2 separate regions of the Mus musculus genome follow, and region 2 is linked to region 1. The links are chromatin loops, found by intact Hi-C in ENCODE. Cell type or tissue: left cerebral cortex. All regions are shown on one strand.

Region 1 (8,000 bases):
TAGAACAAAAAGAAGCAAATACACTTAAGAGGAGTAGAAGGCAGGAAATAATCAAACTCAGGGCAAAATCAACCAAGTAGGAACAAAAAGAACTATATAAAATATCAACCAAACTAGGAGCTGGTTCTTTGAGAAAATCAAAAAGTTAGATAAACACTTAGTCAGACTAACCAGATGGCACAGAGACAGTGTCAAAATTAACAAAATCAGAAATGAAATTGGAGACATAACAAGGGAAAGCTTGGAAATTCAAAAAATAATCAGATCCTACTACAAAAGTCTAAACTCAACAAAACTAAAAAACCTGGATGAAATGGATGATTTTCTAGACAGCTACCAGGCACCAAAGTTAAATCAGGATCAGATAAACCATCTAAACAGCCTCATAACCCCAAAGGAAGTAGATGCTGTCATTAAGTCTCCCAACTAAAAAGAGCCCAGGGCCAGATGGTTTTAGTGCAGAATTCTATCAGACCTGTGAAGAAAATCTAATACCAAATACTTTTCAAACTATTCCACAAAATAGAAACAGAAGGAACACTACCCAATTCTTTCTATGAAGCCACAGTTACACTGACACCTAAACCACCAAAAGACCCAACAAAGAAAGAACTACAGACCAATTTGCTTTATGAATATCAATGCAGAAATACTCAATAAAATTCTCGTAAACCGAATCCAAGAACACATCAAAAAAATCATCCACCATGATCAAGTAGGCTTCATCCCAGGGATGCAGGGATGGTTTAATATATGGAAATCCATCAATGTAATCCAATATATAAACAAACTCAAAGAAAAAAAAACACATGATATTCTTATTAGATGCATAAAAAGACTTTGGCAAAAATACAACACCCATTCATGTTAAAAGTATTGAAGAGATCAGGTATTCAAGGTGCATACCTAAATATAACAAAAGCAACATACAGCAGACCAATAGACAACATCAAATAAAATGGGGAGAAACCCATTAAAATCAGGGACTAGACAAGGGTCTCCTCTCTCTCTCTCTCTCTCTCTCTCTCTCTCTCTCTCTCTCTCTCCCTGTCTCTCTCTCTCTCTCTTTCTCTCTAATATAGTATTCAAAATTATAGCCAGAGAAATTAGACAAAAAAAGAGATCAAAGAGATACAAATGTTGGTCTCATTTACTTCTTTTCTGTGAATTTCCTTCTTGGCAAAATAGTTGACTAGCTTTTATATATTCATTGACTATTTGTACTGGTTTTGAGAAGTTTCTGATTATAACCTTCACCCAGTCACTGGTTCTCTCTCTCTCTCTCTCTCTCTCTCTCTCTCTCTCTTTCTCTCTCTCTCTTTCTCTCTCTCTCATTCAATTTATTTCAATTCAGAACATATTCTAAAGGCAGAAGTAAAATCAGTAATTTTATAAGACCTATGTGTCTTTTGTGTGATCTACTTGACTGTTAGTATTTTATAAAAGGTATCTCATGTGTGACTTCATTTCTTAACATACCTTTTCACTGTGTTTTCTGGTCATTGAATAAGAGTTTAGTTGAAATGGTTCTATCTTTTCTTTCCATTGCTTTAAACAAAAGCAACTTTGTTTAGGGAAGGATGTATTTTATCTTATGGCTTAAAGTTCATCATGAAGGGAAATTATTAGAGTTCTTGAGAGTAACAAAGCTTACAGAATGAATCTTTCTATATGTATAGAAAAGGGGTTTACTGGAAAGACTCACAGGCTGCGGTCTAGCTAATCCAACAATGGTTGGCTGTGGATGGAAAGCCCAAGAATCCTGTAGTTTCTCAGACCACGAGGCTAAATGTCTCAGCTGGTCTTCAGCTTATGCTGGAATCCCTAAAAAGTAAGGTTCTGATGCCAGTGAAGGAATGGACATGCTAGCAAGGCTAGGGCAAGCAGGCAGGAGCAGAAGCTTCCTCGTCCAGCTCTAGCAAAGCCTGTAGCCTAGATTAGAGCTGATTCAAGGTTTGGTTCAAAGGCCTGGGACTCCCTACCTCAAAGGTCCAGACCTGAAGCAGAATCACCGACTCCAAAGCAAGCAAAAAGTTCTCACAGGTATGTCCTCCATTCCCAGATTTGATTTCATGACTAACAGAGTCAAGTTGACAACCAGAAAAATAATCATCACAGGACTCAAGAAGAAATTTGGAGGTGGGAACTGAAGTAGAGGTCATGGGGAAATACTGCATGTTCACTCTCCCTTTTTATACAGCCTAGGCCTATCTACCTAAGTATGCATTAATACAGTAGATTGGAAACCCCCCCCCCCCCACACACACACATCATTCTTTAATCCAAAAATATTCTACAGTCTTGCCTATAGCCAATCTAATGGAGGCATTTCTAAGTTGAGTTCCCTTCTCTCAGATGACCCCCACTAACATCAAGTCGACAAAAGGCCAACCAGTACCGGAGCGAAAGCCTCTTCTTTGCTTACAAGTTTTTTTCTATTTACATTATTAATTCATATATGTTGCTTTCTGCTCTTGGCTTGGTTTATAGTAATAATGTTCAATACCCAGAAGTAGTCCAAGTAAAGCCTGTAAGAAGAGACATTTGCAAAAGCATATGTCTTTATCAAACGTGTTTTAAAATATTATTTCTTCAGACAAAGCTTTAACATATTTGTACAGGTTTCTTTCAAACCTGGGGCTCAATCAACATTTTAAATCTTAACTTTCAAAAAATATAGGTGCAAAAGTCCATTTGCCTCATCTCAGATTCTTAAGTTGGCACTCATTATTGGCACTGTCCTCTCCTGACCGGGTAACCTTCTCTGTTTGGGGTCATGGGTTTTCCTTTCCCTACACTGAGTCTGGGATGTCCAGAGCCAATCTGTAGCGCTATTTTATGTGAAACAGTAGAAGCCCACTGAGTACACGACAAAGCGAGTGCGTGCACTAAAATCCCAGAAGGCGTCGTGCTTAAATGCAAGGATCCCACATATTTACTCCAAACGGAACGTCTGGGTTAAGATTGGGTGTTGCTCTATCTTTTTTTTTTTTTTTTTTTTCCCCATTTGCGTCAAGTATGGGAGAGGTTGTTGATCCTGCTACTCACGAATAAGAAGGCGGGTCCAGCATCTTTCGCCAATCAGAGCCGCTGTTACTTCCTTGCTGGAACTGTCAAATGAGGAACACGGATGTTCTGAAGTTTCTGCCCCTGGCTCCATTTTTGAATCCCGTGTAGCTTTTGTGAGGTGTTGTGACAGCTGGTTTCAGTCAGTGCCACCTATTTTGTCGGCAGGCTCTTCCGAAGGACCCCCGCATGCGTCCGAAGCTGGAAATGGTGAGTACACGGTTGCTCCCGGAGTCGTGGGCCGCGGCTTTGACGTAGCCTGGCGCAGCTTGGCACCGCCGACCCGACGTTCCTCTGGCGCTGTGCTGCAGTTCGAGGTGGAGCTTGGCACCGGCGGAGCCAGGAGTCGGAGGCTCCTCCTGCCCTGTCGCTGTAAAACTGCTTTATCCCAGTCCCTTGGCTATCATGGGGAATGAGCTCGGTGGTCCTGCACCCTGCAGACTTTGCAGCGCTCACGGGTTGGTGATGCGGTCTGGTCAGTGTAGTGAAAGGACGTGGGTGTTGAGCGTTACTGCTGGTCTGACCTTGCACTTGCGTTTGGCCTGCTTTATTGTTTTCTGAGGTCTCCTTGATTTTGTATTAGTTTTGCTCTAGGCTGCTTCTCCAAAGAGAAGGAATATGTAATGTGCTTTTGGTGGCAGTGGTGCTGGTGAGTTTTTGATTGGTTGATTTCTTTGTTTTTCAGACAGGGTTTCTCAGTAGCCCTGGCTACCCTGGAACTCACTTGGTAGACCAGGCTGGCTTCGAACTCAGAGATTCTCCTGCCTCTGCCTGTAATGTGTGTTTGTTTGTCTTCTTTCCTTTCTTGGAACTCATTACGTAGACCAGGCCTACCTTGAACTCAAGAGATCTGCCTGCTTCTGCTTCCTGAGAACTGCAGTTTAGATGCGAGCACCATCATGCCCTACAAGGTGGGCTCCTTAATTAGTATTTACCAAGATTACAGTCCTCTAGAAAAATATTAACATCTTCGGTTGTTTCCTTTGCCCTTATGTAAATCGTTTTTCTAGACAGTGTAATTTGCGACTAGGGAAAGTGTGGACAGGGGCCATCTGGGAGAAAAACATACGTGTCTTCTATCTTCTGGATGAGGTATTTTTTTGAGAGTTGGTTTGAGTGCACAAAACATTTCAAATTTTATTAGTGTTGTTCATGTGTGGTGAGCCAATCTTTGGGCTCCCGTGCCATAGTATATACTGTGCAGGTCAAAGGACTCCCTTGTGGGGTTGGAGTTGGTTCTCCTGTCCATTCCCTGGGTTCAGGGATCAAACACAGGTCACAACGCATGCTTGACGACTGCTTTTGCCTGTTGACTCATTTCTTCGGCTTCATTTATTTTTACTTTTACTTTTATTTTAAAACCGGGTTTCATAGATCCCTGGCTATCATGAAACTCCATATGTAGATGACCTTGAACTTGGGATCCTCCTGCCTTCAGGTTTTAGGATTTCAAGGCATGAGCCAGCACACTTGCTTTGATGTGGTGCTGGTGCTGGGACCGAGGGTGGGGGTGGGGGGGCGTCTCCATACTAAGTAAACATTCTACAGAGTCAGCCCTGTGCTCATCCTGCTGTACAGTTTTTCTCCCTTAGATTCTGGCAGGAAGATCCCAGGATTTTCTCTTTAGCAGCATGTGTGTCATTGACTGCTTAGTGGCAAGCATGGAATGCATACTAATTTTTTTTATTTCCAGGCAGAGTTTTACTGTGTGTAGCCTTGGCTGGCCTGGAACGTGCTATATAGATGAGGCTTGCCTTGAACTGACAGAGATCAGCCTGCCTCTGCCTCCTAAGTGCTAGGATTAAAGGCGTGCGCCACCACACACAACCTGGAGATATAAGATTTTCAAGTATGTTACCATGATTCTCTGAATTTCTTTGGTGTCTATTGGAATGCCTCCTTCCTCAGCTCCCATTTCATTAATGTGTGTCTTGTTTTATTTGGCTAAGGGTTTATCAATTATGTTTATCTTTTCAACACCAACTCAATTTTGTAGAATGAATATATATATATATATATATATATATTATGTGAACATTTCGCCTGACAGAAAAGATATGTAACATGTTTCCCAGATGCTCACAGAGGTTAGAAGAAAACATTAGATTCATGAGGGAGTTATAGATGGTTCTGGTCCATTATGTAAGTCCTGGGAACTAAACTCGGATCCTCTGCAAAAGGCACACATGCTCTTCTGAGCCATCCCTCCACTTCAGTGGGTTTTATTTTGTTTTTTAGTTAATTTTTTACTTAATTTCAGACTTGATCGTCATTATTTCGCTCACTTAGGGATTTGGACTTTGGGATCTTGTTTTCCCAAAGCCTTCAGGTGCTTCTTCAGGTTGTTCATTTAAGATCTGTCTAATTTATTTTGGAAAAAGATATATTTTGGGGTTTGTGTTGTTCGTGTTCCTGTGCACATCTGCATGTATGCTTGGGTTTCTGCAGAGGTCAGAAGACAGTGTTGGATCCCCTAGAGCTGGACTTACATGTAGGTATGAGCCACCTACTATAGGAGCTGGAAACCAAACTTGAATCCTCTGGAAGAGCCACAAGAGGCCTAACTGCAGAGCCATCTCTCCATCTTCCTGTCTGACTTTTTCTGTCAAGTACAAAATCATGTTTTATAGGAAAAGCTTGAATAATATTGCCCTAGTTCCCAAGATGATGTATTTATTCTCCCTAACCGTCTGAGAAGGATGTATAGATCCCATCCCAGTGTGCAGGGGTTAAAAGGATTTGGCAGTCTTCAAGGTAACAGCAAATTCTTCTCAAAAACCTTGAGTTGCAAGGCACAGTGCCATGAATTCTACCTCTATAGCACTGAGCTCTGGAGATAGGAACCGGGGTGCAGGAGAATGAGTGGAGGGTATGAACCCTAAGACTCAAGGACTGGGAGGAGATGGTTCTACCTTATACTAAGGAGTTCTCACTTCACTTTTGGGGAGCAGGGTAGGGAGGGGACAGCTGTGCTTCTGATAGCCTGCGGGATCAGGTCTAAGCAGAAAGGAGCCCCTAATCCCACACTTGCAGCTTGCAGACCTATAGGACTCTAATGCCTGAGGACAAGTCAGAGATCCAGAGTTTCCTTAGGGGGAGTTAAGGTCTGAGTGGAAGGCAAATGACATAGTCGGGGGGTCAGGGAGTCCTCTGGGTCAGCGGCAGCACAGAATCCACTGAACTCCCTGCCGAGTGAGAGAAAAGTCTCCAAGTATGCAGGTTTCTGAGTCAGAAATTATAGGCTGGAAGAGGTCATGGCAGAGTCACTAAGGTAGAAATCACTGATAGAGAATGCTGGCTGAGAGCTCGGTGTGATTTGGCTGAAAGTCAGGGTATTCTAGATCCCTTACAGAAAGAATCAAAGGTGACAGGTTGGACATCAGAGCCCCTGCTTCTCACCTGTACATGTCCTGTGACATAGTAGGAGTTGGAGGGACAGGGTAGAACAGGGTAACAAAATGTGGTTGACATTGTCCTGGTAGTTTTCCATGTTATCTGTGAGACCCAGGGAAACCCCTCTAAACAGCAGGAAATCCTAGAGGCACTAGGAGGGAGGGTCCCAGGCATCTGAGCCCCAACATCAGGGGACGCCACCACTCTTCCAGGGTGGGCTGCTAGTGATAGAGATTCTCTTCCTGATCAGCACAGAAGACACCAATGTGGAAGTAGATCATTTTCAGTGGATTGTTCTCTGAAATACTCCCTCCCTCCTGGTTGCTTAAGTGTGTGTCTTATGTTTGAGTGGGATGGTCTATGTATGTTTACTTGGTTCATTTGTTTTATGGTGTCTTATTTATTTGTTTGCTTATTTATCTATCTTTTGAGACTCAGTCACTAAACATAAACAACAAACAGAGGTGGACCCAATTTTGTAAAAGACATACCGCTTGATCTAAAATTACAGCTGTGGCTGGCCTGCAACTTGCTATGTAGGCCAGGGTGCCCTGAAACTCATGGAGATCTACTAGCCTCTGCCTTCTGAATACTGAGATTAAAGGCATACTCCACCACCCCTGACCTAATAATGTCATTGAATTACAGATTTTCTTTTTCTTTTTTATCTAGTTTATTTGCTGACTAGTGAATCCTGAGTCTTACTAAATTTGAATTAACCTGTGACTTTTCTATGTAGTTGTTCTATGATGGAATTCTATTGGCTGTGTCTTTTCAAGCCAGACAGAAAACCAACAATAGACCAAAGTATGGTACCTACCAGAGTCCAGCTTGGTAAACCAATGAGTTTTATTGGGGTTATTATAGAAATATGAGAGAAGAGTTACTTATAGGTTCAGAAATGAATCAAGAATAGCTGTATCACCAAAGCCAACCATGCAGTATGGGTGACATTTTAGGAAGCTGGACACCTGGAGAACCCTAGACAGCCAGTGAGGTAGACACTGTCCTTTTCAGGTAGGTACCTTCTGGCCCTCTTCCAAAGGGGGTTGAGCAGTCTCTCGGGCCGCTCTGCTGGTCTGAGCCTTTACTAGGCAACTCACTTTGTAGAAATGTCTCTCTTTTTGAGACAGCAATTCATGATGTAACTCTGACTGTCCATGAAGTCACTATGTAGACTATGATGGCCTTGATCCACCTGCCTCTGCCTCCCAACTGCTAGAATTAAAGGTATGCACCACTATGTCTGACCATTAATAGCTCTTAGTGTTAAAATCCTAATTGTTACCTTATGATCAAAAATAGATTTCATCTTAGGTAAAAGAATAGTAGCTGGTATTCCAAGCTAATGAAATGAAGAAGGTGCAGCTATACTTTATCTGACAGAATAGACTTCAAACTAAAACTAGTCAAAAGAGATAAAAAGTGTCACTTCATCTCATTGTAGAAATAATCCACCAAGAAGACATTTCAACAATAAACATATAGAACAGAGGTGCACCTAATTTTGTTAAAGACATACAGCTACATCTAAAATTGCA
Region 2 (8,000 bases), 500 kb before region 1:
GTAGACCAGGCTGGCCTCGAACTCAGAAATCCGCCTGCCTCTGCCTCCCAAGTGCTGGGATTAAAGGTGTACACAGCCAAGCCTGGCTCCAACTCCTTTTTCATCTTTGTTGACTGCAACAAACTTCTTTCTCCTGGGCTGGTTCCACTCTGTTAGCAGCTTTCCTCAGCAGACAGCCCATGACTCTGGCATCTCAAACATCTTGGGGCCTCCAAGGCAACTTCAATGTTATAGCTTCTTGTTCCAGAGTGTGGGATCCACACATGACCTTGGGCTCCTCCAAAGGGCTTGGAGCTCTTTCACAGCTCTGCCCTCTGTAGCACTCTAAGCTTGGGTTGATCCACTCCACTGCTGCTGCTGTTCTTGGTGATCATCCCATGGTACTGACATCTCCAACACACCGGGGGCTTCTTTGCGCCTAGGCTTCACTAGTAGCCTCTCATTGGCTCTCTTCATGGTGCCAAGCCTCAAATCCTTTTTGTGACCCCTTCAGTCCTGGGCTGTCAACTACAACCGAGGCTGAACCATCACCTATGTCCTTCCATGGCCTTTCACAGTGCCAAGCCTCAGCTGTTCTTCATGACCTCTCCATACCTTCAAAACTGGTATCACCTGGGTGACACTTGCACATTACTAAGCACAGCTGCAGCACAAGTTTTAACTTGGCTATCTCTGGAACACAGCTTCTTTGTGCTCTCAGGAAACACTTCCCAGAAGATTTCACCTCAGTGATGCTGGTTTCTTCTTAATCATCACTAATTTCTTAGCTCCAGCCAACCAGCATCAATTATCCCAGTAGTTCCTTCTATTCTGGACTCTAAAGCCAGAGCCATGTGTCCAAAGCTGCCAAATTCTGCTGCTTGCTCAGGCTGGAACATGGCCCCTTGTTCTATTACATTATCACCAGCTTTCAGTTTTCCAACTCCTTCACTGCCTAGGTTTAGCTACCCTGGAGCTTGCTTCTTAGACTGACTTTGAACTCTGAGATCTGCATGCCTGGCTCCTAAGCACTGGCATTTGAAAGTGTGGTCCACCCAGACAGAATTTAAGTTTTTCTTCACCTAGAACTTGCATTGGCCTTGAACTCAGAGATCTGCTTGTCTTTGCCTCCTGGGACTAAAGGCTTGTGCTACCAAGCTCGGACCTTAATTATTCCGTTAATTCAACGTAATATCGGTGAGGACAGGACTCAGCTCCATTGCACTTCCTGGTGTCCATTTAATGCTCAAACCATATATTTTGTATTTTTCCTTTCTCAGCTTGCTGTGCTTGTTCAAAATGCTCTTCATGAGACTTAACCAGAGAACAAAAGTCTGTGATGGGCATTTCTGAGACTTCCCTTGTCAATGCAATTAATTTGATCTCTCTCTCTCTCTCTCTTTTTCTGAGACAGGGTTTCTCTATGTAGCCCTGGCTGTCCTGGAACTCACTCTGTAGACCAGGCTGGCCTTGTACTCAGAAATCTGCCTGCCTCTGCCTCCCAAGTGCTGGGGTTAAAGGCGTGCACCACCACTGCCCTGTTGAGTCTCTCTCTCCCTCTCTCTCTCTCTCTTTTTTTTTTTTTGTTTTTTCGAGACAGGGTTTCTCTGTATAGCCCTGGCTGTCCTGGAGCTCACTTTGTAGACCAGGCTGGCCTCGAACTCAGAAATCCGCCTGCCTCTGCCTCCCGAGTGCTGGGATTAAAGGCGTGCACCACCACGCCCGGCTCCTGCTGAGTCTCTTAACCTTAGCTTCAGGCAGACTCTTCAGAAAAGGGCAAGAAGTAGTCACATTCTACACCAAAATACCACAAGAACATTCTCTAGGCCACATATTGAAATTCTCCACTGAAACCTCTTGGGTTAGCTCATTAAGCCCCATTTAAAGCATTCCACTGCTTTCCAAACCCAAAGTTCCCAAATCCACATTCTTCCAAATTCAGGCCCATCACAGCAACACCTCAGTCCCTGGTCTGTCTTAGTTAGGGTTTTACTGCTGTAAACAGATACCATGACCAAGGCGAGTCTTATAAAGGACATTTAACTGGGGCTGGCTTACAGGTTCAGAGGTTCAGTCCATTATCATCAAAACAGGAACATGGCGACATCACGGCAGGCATGCTGCAGAAGGATCTGAGAGTTCTGCATCTTCATCTGAAGGCTGCTAGTGCCATACTGACAGGCAGCTAGGAGTAGGGTCTTAAAGCCCACACCCACAATGACACACCTAACCCAACAAGGCCACACCTCCAAGTAGTGACACTCCCTGGGCCAAGCATATACAAACCCTGACTATTGGCAAGGTTAAGCCTAAAGCAAATAACTAAAACAAGTATTTGTTTAAAATCGGGTCTGCCTAATAGAAGGATTACATATTGCCTCTCAAACCCCTCAGAGATCTGCTGACTATTGCATTTATGGTGTTTAATGAAAAAGGCTCCCCCTGACCACAAATACCAGCTCCTGATAGCAGCAGGAGGCTGTCTCCAAAGATTTGCGGCAACTCACTCCCCTGGAGCTCGCTTCAAGTGTGGTACTACTGACCACTGGGCAAAGAACTGCCTGCTGGCAGGACCTGCGCAATTTAAGAACAACATTGGGTTGACTGTTTCACCGAGGTGAGTCGTTCTCCCAAATTCCTTCTCTGCAGAAAAATCTTTCAGATCTTCTGGGTGTGGCTGCTGCAATCCGGGACTGCTCTGCCAGCCAGCTGAAGACTGACCTAGCCCCCAACGAAGCCACTGAGATCACCTCCTGTGAGGATTTCGTCTTGCTCTGGTAAGCCTCTGTTATTCTAATTGATACATAAGGAAGATATTTGTTTTCCCTTTGTTGTCCAAATGTATCCTTCTCTGAGCTCTGTGATGGAGCTTTGGCTGCATCAGACAGTTTAGCAGCAGCAGGCCGTCCTTCCTGAGCCAGCTCCTATCCCAAGGCTGCAGGGGCCAGGTCAGTCCATCCCATGTGTAAAATCTCACAGGTTGGTTTACCTTGCTGTCAGGCTTCATGCCAAGAAAGATAAACTCCCAAAACAGGTTTCAGTAGAAGACAAACTCACATTTTGTCACACACTAAAACTTTTGCTTTTTTTCTAGAAAGTCACTAGGGAAATACTGTCTAGTTTAAAATTATAACCAGTTTGGCGAATTATAACCAGAAATTTTCTAGTGTCCCCCCATTAACATTTGTAGACTTGGAAACATCTCAAGTAAGGTCTTTGGGGGCTGTAGATTTAGAGTTTGGTGTCAAGAAACATACTATTTGGGCTGGAGAGATGGCTCAGTGGTTAAGAGCACTGACTGCTATTCCAAAGGTCCTGAGTTCAAATCCCAGCAACCACATGGTGGCTCAAAACCATCCGTAATGAGATCTGGCGCCCTCTTCTGGAGTGTCTGAGGACAGCTACAGTGTACTTACATATAATAAATCTTTAAAAAAAAAAAGAAACTGCTGGGTGTGGTTGCGCACGCCTTTAATCCCAGCACTCGGGAGGCAGAGGCAGGCAGATTTCTGAGTTCGAGGCCAGCCTGGTCTACAGAGTGAGTTCCAGGACAGCCAGGGCTACACAGAGAAACCCTGTCTCAAAAAACCAAAAAAAAAAAAAAAAAAAAAAGAAACATACTATTTATTTATCCAGTTATGTATGTATGTATGTGTGTGTGTGTGTTTCTTTATTTATTTAAGACAGGGTCTCTCTACAGAGCCTGGCTGCCCTGGAATTTACTTTGTAGACCTGGTTGGCCTTGAACTCAAGAGATCTGTCTGCCTCTGCATTCTGAGTACTGGGAACTGGGATTAAAGGCGTGTGCCACCAAGCCTGGCTTCTAGTTTTGTTTTGATTTTTTAATCTAAAAGATTGTTTATTGACCTGGGCATGGTGGCACAGGGTAGCCCTAGCATCTCTGAGTTCAAGGCCAGCCTGTTCTACAAATAGAATTCCAAGACAGTCAGGGCTACACAGAGAAACCCAATCTCGAAAAAACAAAATAAATATATATGTAATTTATGTGTTTTATATATATATATATATATATATATATATATATGCTTATATATATAATACGTACTATTGGGTATTATTTATATGTGTAAAGATATATGTTTATGTATATAATACATATTGTTTATGTATAATATATAATATTGGAGGCAGGAGGGGCACAGAAAACTTTGTGGCGAATTAGTTCTCACCTTCCACATTATATGAGTTTCAGGGATAACCAGTTTGCTATCCTCCCGGCCCTACTCTAGATTTATGACTTTATTACATCTCCAGATATGGGTTCCACTTTTTCTTCTTTGAGGACAGGTCAGCGCCATCAACCAGCTTCCACTTTTCGGACCTGAGAAAGTGGACCAAGAGCGACCTCGGTGTAACAGTCTCCAGTCTACAGGGTTGGCGAGGAGGTGTGCAAGTTCAGCAGTATCCGCTAGGTGGCGCTCGCTCCGCCCCGACCCCGCTCAGGCACATGCGTATTGCCTCCCCCACGCCACTCCTCCACACAAGCGCACTTCTGACGCAACCAGAGACCTCAGGAAGCCGCGCTCGGCGCTCGGGAGGGGGAGAGGGAGAAAAGAGGAAGAGCGGATCCGGAAGTAGGATCCAAGGGGTCTAGTTCTGGTGCTCTAGCGGACTAGAAGAGTCGCGACTCAGGGGGCGTGGCCCCGGAGGCGGAGGGCACCGTGATTGGCTCGCGACCGCGGCGCCGGCGCGGATTGGCCTCTGCGGATTGAAGTGCGTTGACTGCGCGGAGGTTGAAATTCAAAAGTGGCGGGTGTGGCTGATTGGCCTGGCTCCTGGACAGCCTGGCTTCGGCGTTTTGCGGCGCGAGCCCTTGAGAGGACGCGGGTCTCATCGTCCTGCCTGCTGCCTTTGCACCCTTTCTGTGCGGACCACCATGGACGTGCAGGCGCAGGTGAGTGCGGCGGAGACGACCTCGCGCCAAGATCGGAGGACGCAGGCCGGCCGCCCGGAGACCCGCGTCCCGGGGACAGGTCGGGGCAAGCCGTCCTGCAGGGGAGGGTCGCACCGCCTCGCGCCCAGGACACCAGCGGCCGAGTCAGTGAGGGCAACACACACACACACACACACACACACACACACACACACACGGCGAGGTCCCAGGACAGTCGCAGCGACGTTGGCCCGCCATTCCAGTCGTGCAGGCGCGACCATCCCGTGTCCCTTATCCCCCTCCAGCATTTCCCATTTCGAATTCTCAAGCGGATTCGACATGTTTGTGCTTCTCAGTTCTTACAGATCGCCTTGTGGGAGAAGCGAGGGTTCTGAAAGAGGCCTTGTCGCTTGTCCGCAAAGTACCTTTCTTGCTGATGACCTGTTGTGTTGCTGCTGGATCGGGATAGAGGAAGGGGAGAGGAGAAATGGGGGCATCGGCCCAGAGGATCCTTATTCCCTCGCCTGCCTCTTCCTTTTGCTCATTTGGACTGCTGACTAGTTTATGGGGGTGCCCTTCTTCACCACAAGCATCTGAGGCGTATGTGTGTGGCAATTAATGGACTGATCTCTCTGGTGTCAGGAAAGACCGGCCTGCATTCTTTGTTTACCAGCATTTCAGTCTAGACTGACTCACAGTCGGTGTTCAGCTTGAAGAGACTTTCTGGTATACTCACAGCCAAAAGGGAGAGCACTGCACTGTGACAGGTGACAGTTAAAAAGTAAAATAGTTTTTCTCAGATTTGTTCCTGCAGTATTTGCCAAGCATCTTCTGGCCCTGCACAGCTGTACTTATGTAGGAGACAGGAGTCCTAGCTACCAGTGAGCTGACACTCCCTGGGGAGACAGACATAATACAATTTGTATCTCTATTGGGAGGGAGTGAAGGACAGTAAAGGTTCAAGCAGATGGAAGGGGAAGAAGAAAGCTAGGAGGAACAACATTAACTAAGGTATGGAGAGTTAAAACTGGAAGGAAGAGGTCTGTGGTGCAGTGCTAGGCGAGCATCCAAGAAACACCTGGGTCTATAGTCCCCTGAACCAAAAGCAACGAACCATCCTGAAGTCAGTTGTGCACCTGAGGTCACCTGTGTGGAGGCTCAGACCAGAGCTTGGAGATTCAGGCCAGTGATACATTGTCTCAAAAAAAAAAAAAAAAACCAATATAAATTTGACCTAGTAACCTGAAGCTGGTAGCATGCCCAAGAATAGCAGGGTTTGCTTGCTGATTTGTTGTTGTTGTTTTGTTTGTTTGTTGTTGTTGTTTTGTGGTTTGTTTGTTGTTGTTTTGTGGTGGTGGTAGCTGTTTTCCCTGTGTAACCCTGGCTGTCCTAGAACTCACTCTGTAGACCAGGCTGGCTTAGAACTCAGAGATCTGCCTGCCTCTGCCTCCCGAGTGCTGGGGTTAAAGGTGTGCGCCATCAGTGCCCAGCTGTACTGTGTGTTAAGTGTGTCTGAGAGAAGAGGTCCTTGTGTCTCCCTTTCGGCAGGGAGAGAGAGATTTATACTGGTTAGAGTTGTCCAGAAAAAGCATGAAAAACATAAAAGGTAGTGCTTTTCAATTACTCAGTAATAAAGTTGGGTTTTTTGTATTTTGAAATAGGGTCTTACCATGTTACTCTGGCTAGTCTAGAACTGGCTAGAACTGGTGTACCCACTGCTTCTGCCTCCAGAGAGTTGGGATCACCGCTCTTGGCTTTGTTATTGTTTACTTTTTTTTTTTTTAAGGAAAATGTATGAGAACCAATTTAGTGAACCATCTTTTTTTTTTTTTTTTTTTTTTTTAAATCGCTGTCAAGGTGTGACTTTTTACATTATGGTGTAACATTGTTCTCTACAAACTCTGCCTCCCTCATAGCTTAGCCTGGGATGCATATGGCTGTGGCAGCTAAGGAATTGGTTACTGTACTGGCTAATTTGTGTCTACTTGACACAGGCTGGAGTTATCACAGAGAAAGGAGCTTCAGTTGGGGGAATGCCTCCATGAGATCCAGCTGTAAAGCATTATCTTAATTAGTGATCAAGGGGGAAAGGCCCCTTGTGGGTGGGACCATCTCTGGGCTGGTAGTCTTGCTCTCTTCTATAAGAGAGCAGGCTGAGCAAGCCAGGGGAAATTAGCCAATAAAGAACATCCCTCCATGGCCTCTGCATCAGCTCCTGCTTCCTGACCTGCTTGAGTTCCAGTCCTGACTTCCTTGGTGATGAACAACAATGTGCAAGTGTAAGCCGAATAAACCCTTTCCTCCCCAACTTGCTTCTTGGTCATGATGTTTGTGCAGGAATAGAAACCCTGACTAAGATAGTTATTTTATAAGTTATAGAGATGCTGCAACCCCTTGTCCTGTCCTGTCCCTAACCCCACCCCATCCATGTAGCCCAGACTGACCTGGAATTTTATGTAGCTATGGATGGATGGCCAGGACAGCTTCTTTTAAATGCTCTACCCAGAGAGTCAGTGAGTTGAGTGCAAAGTTTAAAGTGCACACGAGCTGAGGGAGACTGGAAACAGTGGTGGGCCCATGCCCATGTTCACTGCCAGAAAGTTCAAGTAGTGCTGCAGCTATCAGCTTGGAGAGCTTAGGATTTGCAACCAAAGCTGTCTGTTTATTTACTCTGGGGTGTGTGTGGCTGCCATCGAGTGCCCTTATCTCCTGAGCTCCCTAACCAGCCTTTCTGTTTTGTGCTGGGATTGAATGGTTCTCGCCACATGTTCTACTCACAGGCCATCTCCAAGTCTCTTTTGTTCATTTGTCCAATTGTAATTAAACAGCCTTGCTAAGTTGCCTAGGCCAGCCTCAAGCTTGGAATCTTTCTGCCTCACCCTCTCCAATAGCTGGGATTATAGGCATCTGCTATCATGCTTAACCAAGATCATTATCCCGAAGCTGGACCAAAAGCAGTTAGTTCATTAGGCTTTGTAATATGTGCAGGGACCAGGTGTGGGGCATATGTCTGTAGTCCCAGCACTAGGGAGGCAGAGGCAGGTGGATTTCTGAGTTCGAGGCCAGCCTGGTCTACAAAGTGAGTTCCAGGACAGCCAGGGCTATAGAGAAACCCTGTCTTGAAAAA

What was found. Hi-C counts contacts between places; a loop is a spot of excess contacts. Peaks named below come from ENCODE experiments on the same cell type or tissue, not always from the same donor. Only the 100,000 strongest peaks of a DNase experiment are listed, where the experiment ranks them.
Region 2: a loop joins it to region 1, with 4 times the contacts of the local background. A loop is called at or near these places in 2 of 42 quality-filtered maps.

Annotation. Positions count from the first base shown.
Region 1 is chr17:33,389,764-33,397,763 of GRCm38, reverse strand. Zfp101 (zinc finger protein 101) reads left to right here and starts at 3,127. Exons shown (of 4, transcript NM_009542.2): 1 at 3,127-3,276. The coding sequence starts at 3,256. In left cerebral cortex, a CTCF peak has its summit at 3,178; DNase peaks (open chromatin) are centred at 3,093 and 3,764; H3K4me3 peaks cover 1,521 bases; H3K27ac peaks cover 873 bases.
Region 2 is chr17:33,887,372-33,895,371 of GRCm38, reverse strand. Kifc1 (kinesin family member C1) reads left to right here and starts at 4,739. Exons shown (of 11, transcript NM_001195298.1): 1 at 4,739-4,894. The coding sequence starts at 4,877. It also overlaps a transcript of Smim40 not described here. In left cerebral cortex, CTCF peaks have their summits at 3,325 (motif pointing left) and 4,412 (motif pointing right); a DNase peak (open chromatin) is centred at 4,563; H3K4me3 peaks cover 508 bases.